Regions from separate parts of the Homo sapiens genome. Here region 2 is linked to region 1. A link is an interaction called in ENCODE POLR2A ChIA-PET data of the cell type or tissue named here. Cell type or tissue: Panc1. All regions are shown on one strand. Each heading gives the region's core, and the rest is flanking DNA. Links, peaks and the distances in the headings are about the cores only.

Region 1 (8,930 bases), core at 227-8,226:
GGGGTCCAGATTCATTTTTTTGCACATGACTATCCAGTTGTCCTAGCACCATTTTTTGAAAAGACTATTCTTTTCACATTGAATGGTCTTGGCACCCATGTCAAGTATCATTTGAACATAGATGTATGAATTTATTTCTGGACTCTGAATTATATTTGTTTGATCTATTTGTCCTTATGCCAGTAGCACACAGTCTTGATTACTGCAGCTTTGTAGTAAGTTTTGAAAAACAGCAACCTACTCTTCTTTTTCAAGATTGTTTTGGCTATTCTGGTGCCCTTCTATATCCATATGAATCTTAGGATCAGCTTGTCAATTTATATAAAAAAGCCAGCTGGATTTTGTTATGAATTACATTGACTCTCTCTATATATAACTTTGAGAAGTATTGCTGTCCTAATAGTATTAAGTGTTTTGATCCATGAGTATGGGATGTCTTTCCATTTATTTAGATTTTCTTTAATTCTTTCAACAGTATTTTGTAGTCTTCATTGTACAGGTCTTGCACTTCTGTTGTTAAATTTATTCCTAAGTATTTTCTTTTCTTTCTTTTTTTTTTTTTTAAAGAGACAGGGTCTTGCTCTGTCACCCAAGGTGTAGTACAGTGACATGATCATAGCTCACTGTAACCCTGAACTCCTGGCTTCACGTGATTCTCCCACCTCAGCTTCTCAAGTAGCTAGGACTATAGATGTACCACCATGCTTAGCTAATTAAATTTTTTTCTTTTTGGTGGAGAAGGGGGTCTTGCTATGTTGTCCAGTCTGGTGTCTTTCATTATTTCTGATGCTATAGTAAATATAATTGTTTTCTTAATTTTATTTCTGGATTGTTCATTGCTAGTTTATGGAAACACAACTGGTTTTTTGTATATTAATCTTGTATCCTGCCACTTTGCTGAACTTGTTTATTAGCTCTAATTGTGTGTGTGTGTGTGTGTGTGTGTGTGTGTGTGTGTGTGTGCATGTTTTGGAGATGAGGTCTCACTCTGTTACCTAGGCTGGATGCAGTGGCTATTCACGGGCCTGATCATAGTGCACTGTAGCCTCTAACTCTTGGCCTCAAGTGATCCCCCTGCCTCAGCCTCCTGAATAGCTGGAACTACAAGCATCTGCTACTGCACCTGGCAGTGTTAGAAGTTTTTTGATTACTGACTTAATCTCCTTACTACTGATAGATCTCTTTAGATTTTCTATTTCTTTTTGAGTCAATGTTGGTAATTTGTGTGTTTCCAGGTATTGTAGTCTTTAGTGTACAAGTCTTGTACTACTTTTGTCTGTTTTATCTTGGTTACCTAATATGTTGGCATATAGTTATTTATAGTATTATATCTGTTTTTATTTCTGTGAGGTCAGTAGTAATGTCTCTGCTTTTATTCTTCTTTTTTTTTTTTTTTTAGATAAGAGTCTCGCTCTGTCACCCAGGCTGGAGTGCAGTGGCGCAATCTCGGCTCACAGCAACCTCCGCCTCCTGGGTTAAAGCGATTCTCCTGCCTCTGCTTCCCAAAGTAGCTGGGATGACAAGTGCCCGCCACCATGCTTGGCTAATTTTTGTATTTTTAGTAGAGACAGGGTTTCACCATGTTGGCCAGGCTGGTCTCGAACTCCTCACCTCAAGTGATCGCCTGCCTTGGCCTTCCAAAGTGCTGGGATTGTTAAGTGTGAGCCACCGTGCCTGGCCTCTGCTTTTATTCTTGATTTTAGTAATTTGAGTCTTCTTTTTTTGGGTCAGTCTAGCTAAATGTCAATTTTGTTGATGTTTTTAAAGAAAAAGCATTGATTTTTCTCCAGTGCTTTAGATTTTGTATATATATATTTAAATCTCTGCTCTAATCTGTAATATATTATTTCTGTCCTTCTGTTTGATTTGGGTTGATTTTGTTCTTCTTTTTCTATAATTTCTTAATGTGGAAGGCTAGGCTATTAATTGAGATGTTTCTTCTTTTTAAATATGTGCATTTACAGCTATAAATTTTCTTCTGAGCACTGCTTTTGCTGTACCCCAATGATTTTGTTATGTCCTTTTTTTCGTTAAATTGTAAGCGTTTTCTAGCTTTCTTTGTGATTTCTATTATTTAGGAGTGTGTTGTTTAATTTCTACATATTTGTGAATGTCCCAAATTTTCTTTTTTTTTTTTCTTTTTGAGATGGAGTCTCGCTCTGTTGTCATGCTGGAGTGCAGTGGCACGATCCTGGCTCACTGCATCCTCCACCTCCCGGGTTCAAGCGATTCTCCTGCCTCAGCCTCCTGAGTAGCTGGGGCTACAGGTGCGTGCCACCATGCCCAGCTAATTATTGTATTTTTAGTAGAGACGGGGTTTCCCAGTGTTGGCCAGGATGGTCTCAATTTCTTGACCTCACGATCTGTCCGCCTCAGCCTCCCAGAGGGCTGGGATTACAGGTGTGAGCCACCGCACCTGGCCCCAAATTTTCTTTTGTCATTGACTTGTACTTGCATTCCATTGTGGTTGTAGAACATATTTTACATGATTTTAGTCCTTTTAAATTTACTGTGTCTTGGTTTATGGGCTACTCTGTGGTCTATCTTGAATAATCTCTATGCTTTTGACAAGAATGTGTATTCTGCTGATGTTGAGTGGCATATTCTAAAGATGTCTTTACCTTAATTTGTGTAGCATTTTTCACTGGGTATGCATTTTTATATGTATTGTAGAAATCATGAGTTCACACCATTACATCTAATGCTAGTCCATCCTAGGAAAGTTCCTTCTTGTTCACTCCCATTCCATGTTTGTATATCTCTTGTTCCACAGTGAAAGCCCTGGCTCCTGACATCATCAACATATTTAGTTTGCTTAATCTAAAATTGCTTCAGTTGATTAACTCATACCATAACAAACAAACCTAAAAAGTTCAGGATTTATTTGCCATTCTTCCACTTTCTTACCTTACCCTGCCAAAGTCTAAAGGCTTAGACTTTGTGTTTTTTAGTTCCTTGGATTAGTTCGTTCTTGCTTTTTTTCTCTACAGCATGGTTAGGGTATTTGTATACAGTATAATTAGGTTCATTTGTTTGCTTTCAGTTAAGTGTTTTTTTCTTTTTCATTCTATTGATCTAATTTTTAAATAATTTAACATAATACAACATTTCATAATACATCCTATGTTATAGCATTATTATATATAATATATATAAGAGTAATATACATTTAAAAGTCAAAATTATGCAAAAGGCATATCAGAAATGTTACCTACCAACTTTGGGAGACATATGGGTTCACGGCATTCTCCTGCCTCAGCCTCCCGAGTAGCTGGGATTACAGGCACGTGCCACCACGCGTGGTTAAGTTTTTGTATTTTTAGTAGAGATGGGATTTCACTGTGCTAGCCAGGATGGTCTCCATCTCCTGACCTCGTGATCTGCCTGCCTCGGCCTCCCAAAGTGCTGGGATTACAGGCGTGAGCCACTGTACCTGGCCCTTGAAAGTTTTTTTTTTTTGAGATAGAGTTTCGCTCTTGTTGCCCAGGCTGGAGTGCAATGGCGTGATCTCAGCTCACCACAACCTCCGCCTCCTGGGTTCAAGTGATTGTCGAGCCTCAGCCTCCCGAGTAGCTGGGATTACAGGCATGCGCCACCATGCCTGGCTAATTTCATATTTTTAGTAGAGATGGGGTTTCGCCACGTTGGCTGGGCTGGTCTTAGAACTCCTGACCTCAGGTGATCCGCCCGCCTCGGCCTCCCAAAGTGCTGGGATTACAGGCATGAGCCACGGCACGTGGCCCCTTGAAAGCTTTTTAAAAGAGGACTTTAATTGTTACTACATCCATTATTAGGAAGCAATTTCTAAATATTACCACCATAGATCCAAGAAGTGAGGAATAATATAGTCACCATGCTCAAATTTTAGTGTCTTATTTAAGCACACATGCATACTTTAAAATGAATCTAATTATTTCTAGACTCTGGCCTTTTCATTCCTGATAGTATTGCCATGGTCCAGGCCCTTGTTATCGCTGTCCTAGATTACAGCAGTATCCCCCCGTAGGTCTCCCCACCTTCAGCCTTGTCCTCCTCAAAAAAATTTTTTTTTCAAGAGATGGAGTCTCACTCTGTTGCTCAGGCTGGAGTGTAATGGCATGATCATAACTCACTGTGGTCACCTTGACCTCAAGTAATTCTCACACCTCAGCCTCCCAAGTACCTGGGACTACAGGTGCATGCCACCATACCTGGCTAATTTTTAAATTTTTTTTTGTAGAGACAGGATCTTGTATGTTGCCCATGCTGGTCTAAAACTCTTGGCCTCAAGCAGTCCTCCCAGTTCAGCTTCCTGAGTCGCTGGGATTACAGGTGTGAGCCATGGCACCTGGCCAAATTCATTTTTTAAATAATGTTATAATCCTGCTTAGATCCTTTAGTGATATCACATCGAGCATGCAACAGGATAAATTCTAACCCCGCCAAGACTCTCTAAGACTGATCTTTTTCTGTCCACTTTTGTGTTGAGCAGTTCTCTTCCTCAGATTCTGTGTTCTGTCAACTGTATCTAGCTTTGCTTTTTCTCTGAGACTGGGTCTTGCTCTGTCACCTAGGCTGGAGTGCAGTGGTGTGATCATGGCTCACTGCAGCCTTGACCTCCCGGGCTCATAGCTTTGTTTTTATTCACACATCATGATGTTTATGTCATTTTGCTTTTTGTTCATGGTTCCTCTTCTGTTGGAGACCTCTTCTTTTCCTCTTAGCCTGCTGCTAATACTTTTAGCCTGGTGATTAAGAGCTTGGGGCTAGGGTTGGCATTTTGGATTGTTCCATTTCTTTAGAATCCCAGCATTTAAGTTTTGTAAATTTTAATTTTGTAATCTTTTAAACTGGAATAACTTTACCTCATAGAGTTATTGCAAAGATTAGATGAGGTAATAAATAAAGAGCTTAGCACAGTGTCAGTTTTTAAAAAACAGTATCTCATCCTATCTCTAAGACTCAGCCAAGAGGATCTATATGTCCCTCTCTGTTGTGCGTATCTCTAATACTACTATTAACACACTACTTCATAGCTACTTTTGAATGGACCTTCTCACTAGCTTCTTAAAATCAAGGACTTCCAAGTTTATCTTTGTATCACTGGTATCTGGCACACAGACATTCAGTAAATATTTGTTTAATGTATGCATGGAGTTTGAAAGAGCTAATCATCTTTAGACAATGCCTTACCTTTTGCACAGGAAGCTTCTGTAAGTGTGTACCCTCAGTTCAAGTGATAATTTTTGTTTTCCTTTCTCTTTGCCAATAGTAAAGTCTTAAAATAGTAATTACATTTATTTCCACTGCACTGAGCTGTGATACCACAAGCTGAAAATCTAGGGAATCCATGGGAAGTTGGCACCCTTAAGGATTAGATCATTTTTCCATATTCAATTTGTATTCTTGTAGTTATGGAATTTGCTTTGAGGATAGTCAATGGAAATCCTTCATATTTGTGTAAAACTTGAGATTTAGATTTTTTAAAAAAGTATTTCCCATGAGATATATTAATGAGGCAATGCCTGATAATCCAGTTGCTTTTCCTGTTCCCCTACCCTCAGTAATAGTTCTTGGAGCGCTTACATGTGACAGACAACATCCCTACCAGATGTTATCTTCCCTTTTATAGATTAAAACGCTCAGGCTTAGGTTAAGTAACTTATTCAAAGTTCCAAAGCCAGAAAGTGGAGGAGCTGGAATTTAAGCCTTAGTTCTTCTAGTGCCCATTCTCTTTCCATTACACCATACTGCTTTTCTAAATAAACTGAAAATAATTTTCTTTTGTTTTTTCTTTTTTATTTTTTCTACCTTAAAGTCTTTTATCCCTTAATTTTATTTTGAATTTATAGTATTTAGTAGTGCTTTTAATTACTTAGTAACTATTTAAACATTTTAATAACAAAAAGAAACCTTTATGGTAAGATATTTAGGTAATATTTAAAGGGATAAAGCTTTTAAAAATTTTAAGCCTTAATTCAAGTAGTAGTTCTTTAAGGTATATGTATTTTATTTTTAATTTGAATCACCGTGAGGAGGATTTGCCATCTCAATGTTCTTAGACTTTAGCAGACTTATTTATTTCTTCCCCTGTTGCATAATCCCTATGCATTATATTGGTCGGGAGGCAGGAATGTTACAGATTCTTTTTTTTCAAAGCTCAGTTTGCTCTGAGATTTGGAATTAACCTTTAGAATGTTCTGGATTTATCCCCCATATGCCAAAGATCTGTAAATATCTTTTCACATGAGCTGAAATTTTCAGGCGATTAAGTGAAATATTTGTGAACGCAGATGTTTTGTTTAAAAGCAGTTAATGAAGTCAGAAAAAAAAATACCTCGCTGTGGAAATACTTTAGGTTCCTCCTGTAATATGATCTGCACATACTTCCTTCTCTTGTAATTCACATTGTTTATTTTCTGAGGGAGGAAATAACTACACTAATAATTAAAACATAAAATTATTTATCCTGTGTTTTTTGCTCCCAGAGTAAACTAAAAATGATTTTGACCGACCAGGGCTGCTTGATTCTGTGAAACTCACATTGTTTGCGTACTGTTGGAGGGCCTCATTAGGGGGTAAATTTGCTTTTTCTGTGTTTGCCAGTAACGATTCCTGTCTCTTACAGGAACTTGCCATTTGGATTGTCTCCTTCCTTAACTGGCCAGCCTTAAACAGTTCAGGCCATTAGTTATTTTTCCTAGTCTTGAAATTTTTAAAAAAATTATTCTTAAGTTTTCAAGTATTTAAAGCTGAGGATATTGGTCACTGAGATATTGCCTAGTTAGGGTTCGGCATTGTGCCCAAATTTGTTGGGCCTCTCAGGGCCTGAGTTCTCTGTGCTTTAACAAATGAGCTACAGTTCTCAAGAGATCAGTGAAGCTTGTTTGTTGATCCTGTATTCTCATCCAGAGGAAGTAGATCTTTGAGAATGTCTAAGGAAGGGTAAGTGATTTTATTATTCTTTCTCTTTCATTTTTCTCAGTGAAGAGGTATCATCTGCATGAATTAAAAGATTAATAAGCAGTGCTACCAGTCCGAGAGTGGAGGTAGAGGCAGAGATTGAAAGAAATTCAGCCCAAATCTTATAGTGTTTCATGTGTAATCTACTATAAAGTTGCTATTGTTGTTTTGAAAGACAGCACTGAGTAAGGGCAATCTTAATAGGAATTTTGTAAGATATAAGTACTTTGTTTACTCTGTGGTAAATTCATTTTGTTTTTCTGCAGAATGTATTTATCAAGATTGGAAGCAAACGGTGGTTTACCGAAGAATTGAGGGAAGCTTAAAAATTCAATGGCGTTTTAAAATAAGTTGTACCTTTAGAAAATGGTGTGAAATATTTAGTGAAAAACAGCCTATGATTTTGTTTCTGGGGCATGTAGGCAAAAAATAATTTAGAGTAGAATTCCCTATTCTAATTTGCTTTGCAATATAAGATAGTTCCATATTATTTTTGTATTATTTTCTCTTATGCTTCAGAGTCTGAATTATTACTGATTCTCTTTTTGTGACCACTATAATAAGTGATAAGTTAATAACTGCATACTGTTGGTTATTTCATTTCTAGCCTTCAGGCATAACTAGACCTGGTTAATTTTAGAGAGATGTTTCTTTTAATAAAATAGGACATAAATCTCTCAAAAAAATTCTTTAAAAATACAGTAAAAGTTTAGTTTTTATTTTTCTGGAATCTATTAATTATCTTTCTAGTTCTTTTGTTCTGTAAGAAAATTTGAAGTGGTTCCAGAGCCTCACATTTACAACTTATTTTAATCTAATCATGTATTGATTATGAACAAAATAAAATTGGCCCACTTTACTGCTATTTTTAGATTTCATTATTGAATAACGAGAACAACCAGGGGTATAAGTAATTCTGTATTATTTTTAGACCTTTTATGACATCACTAGAAATTTGAGGTTTCTTTTAAATGTGAAAATTATGAAAGGACTGCTGTTTTAGATTGGTATATTTTCTTAAAGGACTGCCTTTTTAGGTTGGTATATTTTCTTTCCTTCTACCACTGGCTATAGATAGGTAGGTGTTAAACCATTTTTATGATAAGGACTATCACAGGTGCTAGTATGTTTGTCAATCTTGTACACAGGGTTGTTTATAAAGCTATTATAGTTTGTAGATTTAAGATGAATTGTATTTCTAGACGCGGTTAAAGTTCTTGGAAGTAGTTAGTGCTAATTTTTACCCTATGGTAAAGTATATGTTAGACTTGGTTAGTTAGAGAAAGTTGGAGGGACCTATATTACCCCTCTAGGACACTGTAACGGCAGATTTTTTTTTTAGGTTTATCTCTAGGAGCCTCTGGAGCAATGTCTGTACTGTCCGAATGGATAATAAGTGCATTTGAAGTACATGGAGTATATAAATGACATCAATTAAGTTTTATTCTCTATGCTATCTTTAGAAATAAATGGATACATTTTGTGCTTGGGGATGAAAAAAATTCTTACATTCACCGTTTTCATAAGTGCAATATTGACATTTAGTACCGTGTTATCATTTGATAGCTATGAAATATTTCCCTAATAGTAATAGGAAAAGATTAATAGAGTTAAATCACCCAAAGTTATACTTGAGCTTTATGTAAGTCTATGGTAATTAAGACAGTGTGATATTAGTGTTAAGATAGGCATATAGATTATGGAACCAAATGGGGAGTTCATAGACCCACATATATATAATCAATTGATTTTCAGCAATGAAGTTAAGCTAATTCAATGGCGAGAGGCTAGTGTTTTTTTTTTTTTTTAAGAACAGGTTTCACTCTTGTTGCCCAGGCTGGAGTGCAGTGGCGTAATCTTGGCTCACCGCAACCTCCACCTCCAGGTTGAAGCGATTCTCCTGCCTCAGCCTTCCTTAGTAGCTGGGATTACAGGCATGCACCACCATGCCCGGCTAATTTTATATTTTTAGTAGAGACAGGATTTCT
Region 2 (8,930 bases), core at 931-8,930, 200 kb before region 1:
ATAATTTTCATTTATTTTCCAATTTTTAAATGTGTGTGTGTGTGTGTGTGTGTGTGTGTGTGTGTGTGTGTGTGTGTGTGTGTGATCATGGTCTCTCTCTGTCACCCAGGCTGGAGTGCTGGAGTGCTAGGTGCAGTGATGCTGTCATAGCTCATTGCAGCCTGGAATACCTGGGCTTAAGCAATCCTACGCCTCAGCCTCCTGAGTCACTGGGATCACAGGTGTGAGCCATCCTGCCTGTCTAAAGTTGTACATATTTTTAAGTTTCTTGTTATATGTTAACTAATTTCTTTCTTTTCATTTTTATTTTTAATTTTTTTTCAGACAGGATCTCACTCTGTTGCCCAGGCTGGAGTGCAGTGGCATGATCACAGCTCACTGCAGCCTTGACCTCCTGGGCTCAGTGATCCTCCCACCTCAGCCTCCCAGGTAGCTGGGACTACATGCACGTGCTACTACTGTGGGCAATTTTAAATGTTTTTTATTTTTGTGGAGACGGGATCTCACTATGTTGCCAGGGTGGTCTGGAACTCCTGGGGTCAAGCAATCCTCCTGCCTTGGCCTTTCAAAGTTCTGGGATTACAGGCATGGACCAACACACCAGCCTAATTGCTTTCTTTAAGGTTGTACAGATTACACTGTCAACAGCAATAAAAAAAGGCCTATTTTCACTAAAATAATAACTTGACAATTTCAACATGTGGCCAAAATACAAATGTTTCTACCTTATGACCCACGAATTCCACAGCTAGAAGTATGGAAGTAATTATCAGGTATGCGCTGGCTTTCACAGGGTTGTCCTCTGAAGAATATGATGGTGTAATACCAGGTATTTTAGAAAGTGTAAGTGTGTTCAAGTCCATGAACGGGGATTATGGGAAAGGACTTCAATATTTTATTTTATATACTTTCTCATGTTGTTTTAATTTTTTGTTTTTGTTGTTCTGATAGAGTTTCTCTCTTGTTGCCCAGGCTGGAATGCAATGGCACGATCTCAGCTCACTGCAACCTCTGCCTCCCGGGTTCAAGCGATTCCCGTGCCTCGGCCTCCTGAGTAGCTGGGATTACAGGCATGCGCCACCATGCCTGGCTAATTTTTTGTATTTTTAGTAGAGATAGTGTTTCACCACGTTGTCCAGGCTGGTCCCAAACTCTTGACCTAAGGTGATCCACTCACCTCAGCCTCCCAAAGTGCTAGGATTACAGGCGTGAGCCACTGCGCCCAGCCTTAATTCTTTATCATATGTATTACTTTATATTGTGGTACAATATATCTAAAACATAGAATTTACCACTTTAGCCATATTTAATGTACAGTTCAGTGTCATTAAGTACATTCACACTGTTGCACAGCCATCACCACCCTCCATCTCCAGATTCTTTTCGTCTTCCCAAACTGAAACTCCAAACCCGTAAAACAGAAACTCTCCATTCCTCCTCTGCCCAGCTCCTGGTAACCAGGATTTTACTTTCTGCCTGTATGACCTTAACCACCCTAGGTATCGCATATAAGTGGAATCATATAGTATTTGTCTTTTTTTTTTTTTTTTTGAGGTGGAGTCTCACTCTGTTGCCCAGGCTGAAGTGTAGTGGTGTGATCTTGGCTGGGATTACAGGCTCATGCCAACATGTCTGGCTAATTTATATATATAATTATTTTATTTTATTTTATTTTGAGATGGAGTTTCACTCTTGTTGCCCAGGCTAGAGTACAATGGCGCGATCTCGGCTCACTGCAACCTCCTCCTCCCGAGTTCAAGCGATTCTCCTGTCTCAGCCTCCCAAGTAGCTGGGATTAGAGGTGTGTACCACCACGCCTAGCTAATTTTGTATTTTTAGTAGAGACAGGGTTTCATCATATTGGTCAGGCTGGTCTCGAACTCCAGACCTCAGGTGATCTGCCCGCCTTGGCCTCCCAAAGTGCTGGGATTACAGGCGTGAACCATCTCCTCCGGCCTATTTTTTATATTTTTGGTAGAGACAGGATTTCACCATGTTGGCCAGGCTGGTCTCAAACTCCTGACCTCAAGTGATCTGCCCGCCTCTACTTCCCAAAGTACTAGGATTACAGACATGAGTAGCCTCCTTGTGGTTTTGATTTGCATTTCTTTAATGATTAGTGATACTTAGCAGTTTTTCATATGCTGATTGGCCATTGCTGCTGCTTTTTTTTTTTTTTTTTTTTTTGAGACAGTCTTGCTCTGTCGCCCAGGCTGGAGGGCAGTGGCATGATCTTGGCTTACTGCAAACTCTGCCTCCTGGGTTCAAGTGATTCTCCTGTCTCAGCCTCCTGAGTAGCTGGGACTACAAGCGCATGCCACCATGCCCGGCTAATTTTTGTATTTTTAGTAGAGACAGGGTTTCACCATGTTGGCCAGACTGGTCTCAAACTCCTGACCTCAAGTGATCCGCCAGCCCACCTTAGCCTCCCAAAGTGCTGGGATTATGGACGTGAGCCACTGCGCCTGGCCCATTGCTTCATTTTTTATGAAATAATAAAATGTGGCTAAATAATATTCCACTGAGTGGATCAATGAGATTTTATTTACCCATTATCAGTTGATGGATATTGGAGTTCATTCTAATTATTTGTTACTATGAATAATGTTGGTATGAGCATTCATGTAAGAGTTCTTGTGTGAACATATGTTTTAATTTTTCTTTATATACCTAGGAGTGGAATTGCTGGCTCACATGGTAACTTTATGTTCAACCTTTTGAGAACTGCCAGAATGTTTCTCAAAGTTGCTGCACCATTTGACATTCTCACCAGCTATGTGTGAGGGTTCCCATTTCTCTACAACCTCCACAAAACTTTTTATTATCTGTTTATTATTATAGCCATCCTAATGGGTGAAGTAGGCCGGGCACAGTGGCTCACACCTGTAATCCCAGCACTTTGGGAGGTAGAGGCAGATGGATCACTTGAGGTCAGGAGCTCGAGACCAGCTTGACCAACATGGCAAAACCACATGTCTACAAAAAATAGCTGGGTGTGGTGGCATACTTCTGTAGTCCTAGCTACTGAGAGGCCAAGGCACGAGAACTGCTTGAAGCCAGGAGTCAGTGGTGGCAGTGAGACGAGATCATGCCACTGCACTCTGGCCTGGGCAACAGAGCGAGACTCTGTCTCAAAAAAAAAAAAAAAAAAACCTAATAGGGTGAACTAGCATATTATTGTAATTTTGATTTGCATTTCCCTGAAGACTTATGATGTTGACCATCTTTTCTTATGCTTATTGATATAGTCTCTTTGGAAAAATGTTTATTCAGATTCTTTGTCCATTTTGAAATTGGATTGCATGTTTTGTTTTTGTTTTTGAGATGAGCTGTCACTGTGTTGCCCAGGCTGTTCTTGAACTCTGACTATGTGGAATTACTGTAGAGCTCCACCAACATCCACTTGAGGCACTCTTTTTCAATACTATAGTCGTTTTTATTTCCAGCCCTCTGGAGTCTACACCTCCTCCATGTTTTAGAAGACATTTTCTTCCTTCCATTCCTTCTTGGGTCTTGCAGACTTCAGTATCTCAAACTTGACCAGACGTTGGGACTGGAGAAGGAGAGGTGGGGTCTGGTCCAGAAGCAATGGGAATACTTAACTTGGTTCACTGTTCCCCAAGGAAACACCATGACTTGATTTCCTCATCAATTCCCTAGACAACACATTCAGCATTTTCTTTTTTTTGTTGTTGTTAGACCGGGTCTCGCTCTGGCGCCCAGGCTGGCAATGAGCTACCACCCCTGGCACACATTCAGCTATTTTATTTTATTTTATTGTATTTTAATTTTTTGAGACGGAGTCTCACTCTGTCGCCCAGGCTGGGGTGCAGTGGTGCGATCTCGGCTCACTGCAACCTTCGCCTCCCGGGTTCAAGTGATTCTCCTGCCTCAGCCTCCTGAGTAGCTGGGATTACAAGTGTGCACCACCATGCCCGGCTAATTTTCGTATTTTTAGTAGAGATGGAGTTTCACCATGTTGGTCAGGCTGGTCTCAAACTCCTGACCTCGTTACCCGCCCAACTCAGCCTCCCAAAGCATTGGGATTACAGGCATGAGCCACCTCGCTTGGCCATATTTTTAAAATTTATTTTTTTTTTGAGATGGAGTCTTGCTCTTGTTGCCCAGGCTGGAGTGCAGTGGTGTGATCTCGGCTCACCGCAACCTCCACCTCGTCTGTGTTCAAGTGATTCTCCTGCCTCAGCCTCTCGAGTAGCTGGGATTACAGGCATGCGCCACCATGCCCGGCTAATTTTGTATTTTTAGTAGAGATGGGGTTTCTCCATGTTGGTCAGGCTGGTCTCTAACTCCCAACCTCAGGCAATCCGCTTGCCTCAGCCTCCCAAAGTGCTGGGATTACAGGCGGGAGCCACTGTGCCTGGTCACATTCAGCTCTTAAATGTGACTTTGCCAGGCATTATTTGATTAGGAGCATTTGACTTCCCGAATCTTTCTTGCAGGCATCGTGACATTAGCTGGCATTATCTTAGCAAGGATAATGGTTTTTTTGTTTTTTGTTTTGTTTTGTTTTGTTTTGTTTTGTTTTGAGATGGAGTCTCACTCTGTAGCCCAGGCTGGAGTGCAGTGGCACGATCTTAGCTCACTGCAAGCTCCGCCTCCTGGGCTCAAGTGATTCTTCTGCCTTAGCCTCCCAAGTAGCTGGGATTACAGGCACGCGCCACCATGCCCAGCTAATTTTTGTATTTTTAGTAGAGACGGGGTTTCACCATGTTGGCTAGGCTGGTCTTGAACTCCTGACCTCATGATCTGCGCGCCTCGGCCTCCCAAAGTGCTGGGATTACAGGTGTGAGCCACCGCGCCCGGACTAGCAAGAATAATGTTAAGCCAACTCCAAACCTCTCTTAATAAAATTGGGCAATGGGGTGGGTTGTACCTGGGTGGGTCTGAGTTTCTGCTACAGTAGGCCCTCAATAAATGTTTGTTGGGCCCGGCGCCCTGGCTCAGGCCTGTAACCCAACACTTTGGGAGGCTGAGGCGGGTGGATCACCTGAGATCAGAAGTTTGAGACTAGCCTGGTCAACATGGTGAAACCCTGTCTCTACTGAAAATACAAAAGTTAGCTGGGCGTGGTGGCAGGCGCCAGTAGTCCCAGCTGCTTGGGAGCCTGAGGCAGAATCGCTTGGACCCGGGAGGCGGAGGTTGCAAGTGAGCGCCACTGCACTCCTGCCTGAGCGACAAGAGCGAAACTGTCTCAAAAAAAAAAAAAAAAAGCTTTTCGAATTCAATATAATGGGCTTTATGGGATGGGGTGACATGGATGATCTTTGAGTAGTGATTAGATTTTCACCTTGTATCAATACACTATATAATTCCTTAAAATAAATAAACGTACATACTTCAGAACAGGAACTTTATACTTCCTAAGGGAAATAATCTTGGATGGAGGTGATTTGCCACAGAGGAAATGCATAATTGGTACTCAAGTGGAAATGATTATTATTTGTGATGCAACGTCACATGCTACCTAGTTCAGTGCTCTGTGAATTAGGTGATGCAAACAGAATATTGTTGCTTGGAACGGTAGCAATTTTGCTGTTTTTAAAAGGCGGCGAAGAGAGCGTCCCCTTCCAAGGAGAAAATCTGGTGAGATTCCTTTAAAGTGCGGCCCGCGCGCCCCGCAGCCTGCCCCGGAGCTGCAGGGTTTGCGCCCCGCGGAGGTGAGGGCCGCTAAACCACATTTCCCGGCGAGCCCCTCAGGCTGCCGCGCCTGCGCAGTGGTGGCGTCCGAGGCCGGCCGAACTCCCGCGCTCTCCCGCCGCCTCGCCTCGCCTGGTGTCTCTCCCGACCATGGAGGGGGTCGCGGTGGTGACGGCGGGCAGCGTAGGCGCTGCCAAAACCGAGGGAGCTGCAGCCTTGCCGCCTCCGCCTCCTGTCTCCCCGCCCGCCCTCACCCCTGCACCCGCAGCGGGTGAGGAGGGACCGGCGCCTCTGTCTGAGACGGGGGCTCCCGGCTGCTCCGGCTCCCGGCCCCCTGAGCTGGAGCCGGAGCGCAGCCTGGGCCGCTTCAGAGGCCGCTTCGAGGACGAGGACGAGGAGTTGGAAGAAGAAGAGGAGCTGGAGGAGGAAGAAGAGGAGGAGGAGGAGGACATGAGTCACTTCTCGTTGAGGCTGGAGGGAGGCCGGCAGGACTCGGAGGACGAGGAGGAGGTATTTAGAGCCCCCGCGCGACCCCGCTGGGCCCAAGCGGCGTCAGGGACGTAGCTGGCCCTCGTCTGCCGGGCGCCGGCCCGATCCTAGTGCGCCGCCGCCGCGCGGAGCACTGGAGCGGACCTCCCCCGACCTCTGCCCCGGCTGCCTAGGCGTGTGGCGCCGACAGGCCTCCGGCCCGGCCTGGGTCTTTACCCGCTTATTTTGTGAAGTTCTTGCAGGTCACTTAGGCTCTGCGAGTCCAACTCATTCGTTCTGTTAATAATTATAATTATTTTGAGACAGGGTCTCCCAGGCTGGAGTGCAGTGGCGCGACCATGGCTCACTGCAGCCTCCAACTCCTGGCCTCAGGCGATCCTCCCGCCTCAGCCTCCGGAGTAGCTGGGACTACAGGCACGCGCCACCACGCCGGGCTAATTAAACATTTTTTTTTTTTTTTGTAGCGAGGAGGGCTCCCTATGTTCCCAGGCTGTTCTCGAACTCCTGGGTTCAAGAGATTCTCCCTCTCTGGCCTTCCGAAAGATTACATGCGTGAGCCACGTTGCCTGTCCTGTATAATTATTGAAGCTACTGCTTACTAGGCAGTAAAGATCCTTTTGTTTTGTTTTGTTTTGTTTTGTTTTTGAGACGGAGTCTCGCTCTGTCGCCCAGGCTGGAGTGCAGTGGCGCGATCTCGGCTCACTGCAACCTCCGCCTCCCAGGTTCAAGCGATTCTCCAGCCTCAGCCTTTAGAGTAGCTGGGACTACAAGGCGCCCGCCACCACGCCCGGCTTATTTTTTGTATTTTTAGTAGAGACGGGGTTTCACCGTGTTAGCCAGGATGGTCTCGATCTCCTGACCTCGTGATCCGCCCGCCTCGGCCTCCCAAAGTGCTGGGATTACAGGCGTGAGCCACTGCGCCCAGCGTAAAGATCCTTTTGAAACAATAATTTGGCTGGGCGCGGTGTGGCTCACGCCTATAATCCCCGCACTTTGGGAGGCCGAGGCAGGCGAAACACGAGGTCAGGAGTTCAGCCTGACCAAAGCGGTGAAACCCCTTCTCTACTGAAAATACAAAAAGTAGCGGGGCGTGGTGGCACGCGCCTGTAATCTCAGCTACTCAGGAGGCTGAGGTAGGAGAATCACTTGAATCTGGGAGGCGGAGGTTGCAGTGAGCCGAGATCTTGCCGCTGCACTCCAGTCTGGGCGACAGAGGCAGACTCCCTCTCAAAAAAAAAAAAAAAAAAACGGAAAGAAAGAAACAATAATTTATATTGTGTTATTATTGTAACTTTCAGTAGTCTTTTAATGGGTTGGAGGTGTATGTTTCCATGTTGCAATGACATTTTGAGATTATGGTTTAAGGTTTTGAAGAAGGTGGACTGAGCGCGGTGGCTCATGCTTGTAATCCTAGCACTTTGGGAGGCCTTGGCGGGTGGATCACCTGAGGCCAGGGGTTCGAGACCAGCCTGGCCAACATGGTGAAACCCCATCTCTACTAAAAATACAAAAATTAGCCAGGCGTGGTTGTGCGCGCCTGTAATCCCAGCTACTCGGGAGGCTGAGACAGGAGAATCGCTTTAATCCAGGAGGCGGAGGTTGCAGTGAACCGAGATGACATCACTGCACTCAGCTTGGGCTACAGAGTGAGACTCTGTCTCAAAAAAAAAAAAAGAATTTGTAAAAGGCAAGGACTTGTATTTTAAAACTGTTTCCGTTTATTTGCAGCGCCTGATTAATCTCTCTGAGCTGACCCCATACATCTTGTGTTCCATTTGCAAAGGTTACTTAATAGATGCAACTACCATCACAGAATGTCTTCATACCTGTAAGCATACCGATCACATTTCTGAATAATTTTTCAGTTTTTGAAATGTCTTGAAAGCATCCTGACTTCAACATTCTTTTTCAACAGTTTGTAAAAGCTGCATCGTAAGACATTTTTACTACAGCAACAGATGTCCAAAATGCAATATAGTAGTACATCAGACACAACCTCTTTATAACATAAGGTAAGAAGAATATATAAATTACAATTGTATTTTAAATATACTTTTTCTGAAAGCTTGAAGTTATATAGTTGGAATAAATTATTGACCTCTCAGGATGGGTTCAGTGGCTAATGCCATAATCCCAGCACTTTGGGAGGCCGAGGTGAGTGGATCACTTCAGATCAGGAGTTCAAGACCAACCTGGCCAACATGGTGAAACCCCATCTCCACTATTAGCCAGGAGTGGCGGCACATGCCTGTAATCCCAGCTACTTGGGAGGTTGAGGCAGGAGAATCGCTTGAACCTGGGAGGCAGAGGTTGCAGGAGCCAAGATCGTGCCACTGTATTCCAGCCTGGGCGACAGACTGATGAGAGTATCTCAAAAAAAAAAAAAACAAAAAAACTCTTGACCTCTCTCAAAATTAAAAGGGAACTACATATTCTTTTAAGAAATATGTATAGAGCACTTACTATGTACTAGGCACTGTAATATCTGCTGAGGACTTAAAAGAGGCACAGGCCTTTTTCCTGAGAATTTTAATCCCATCACTTACTCAGGTTAATGAGGCTAGTTTAGGCTTTTCATTTCCAGTATATAGGTATTCCAAATTCTGTTTTTTTAGAAGTAATACCTGAAACAACTGGCCTCTTTAGTAAAGCCCATTTGTCATTAGCTCATTGTGGCTTATTATTCAAATTTCCAGTTCATACTCAGTTTCTTAAGAGAGGGAAAAATACTAACAGTAGATTACTGTTATTCAACAAATACTATTGATTTTTACTACCTTCAC

Evidence for each region. ChIA-PET counts read pairs that join two places held together with the same protein. Peaks named below come from ENCODE experiments on the same cell type or tissue, not always from the same donor. Only the 100,000 strongest peaks of a DNase experiment are listed, where the experiment ranks them.
Region 2: POLR2A ChIA-PET joins it to region 1 with 12 read pairs; 3 of 35 experiments call an interaction of 5 or more read pairs at or near these places.

The regions. Positions count from the first base shown.
Region 1 is chr10:103,151,285-103,160,214 of GRCh38, reverse strand. The region is part of intron 3 of NT5C2 (5'-nucleotidase, cytosolic II); the gene reads left to right. Among named protein-coding and RNA genes, the nearest start is that of NT5C2, 38 kb to the left of the region's middle. In Panc1, for the core only: no CTCF peak of the experiment used is centred there; no DNase peak of the experiment used is centred there; H3K4me3 peaks cover 1,003 bases; H3K27ac peaks cover 3,988 bases.
Region 2 is chr10:103,347,945-103,356,874 of GRCh38, reverse strand. PCGF6 (polycomb group ring finger 6) reads left to right here and starts at 5,735. Exons shown (of 10, transcript NM_001011663.2): 1 at 5,735-6,168; 2 at 7,876-7,975; 3 at 8,063-8,159. The coding sequence starts at 5,809. RefSeq lists enhancers at 1,826-2,380, 6,002-6,507 and a silencer at 5,607-5,836. In Panc1, for the core only: no CTCF peak of the experiment used is centred there; a DNase peak (open chromatin) is centred at 5,490; H3K4me3 peaks cover 1,806 bases; H3K27ac peaks cover 1,824 bases.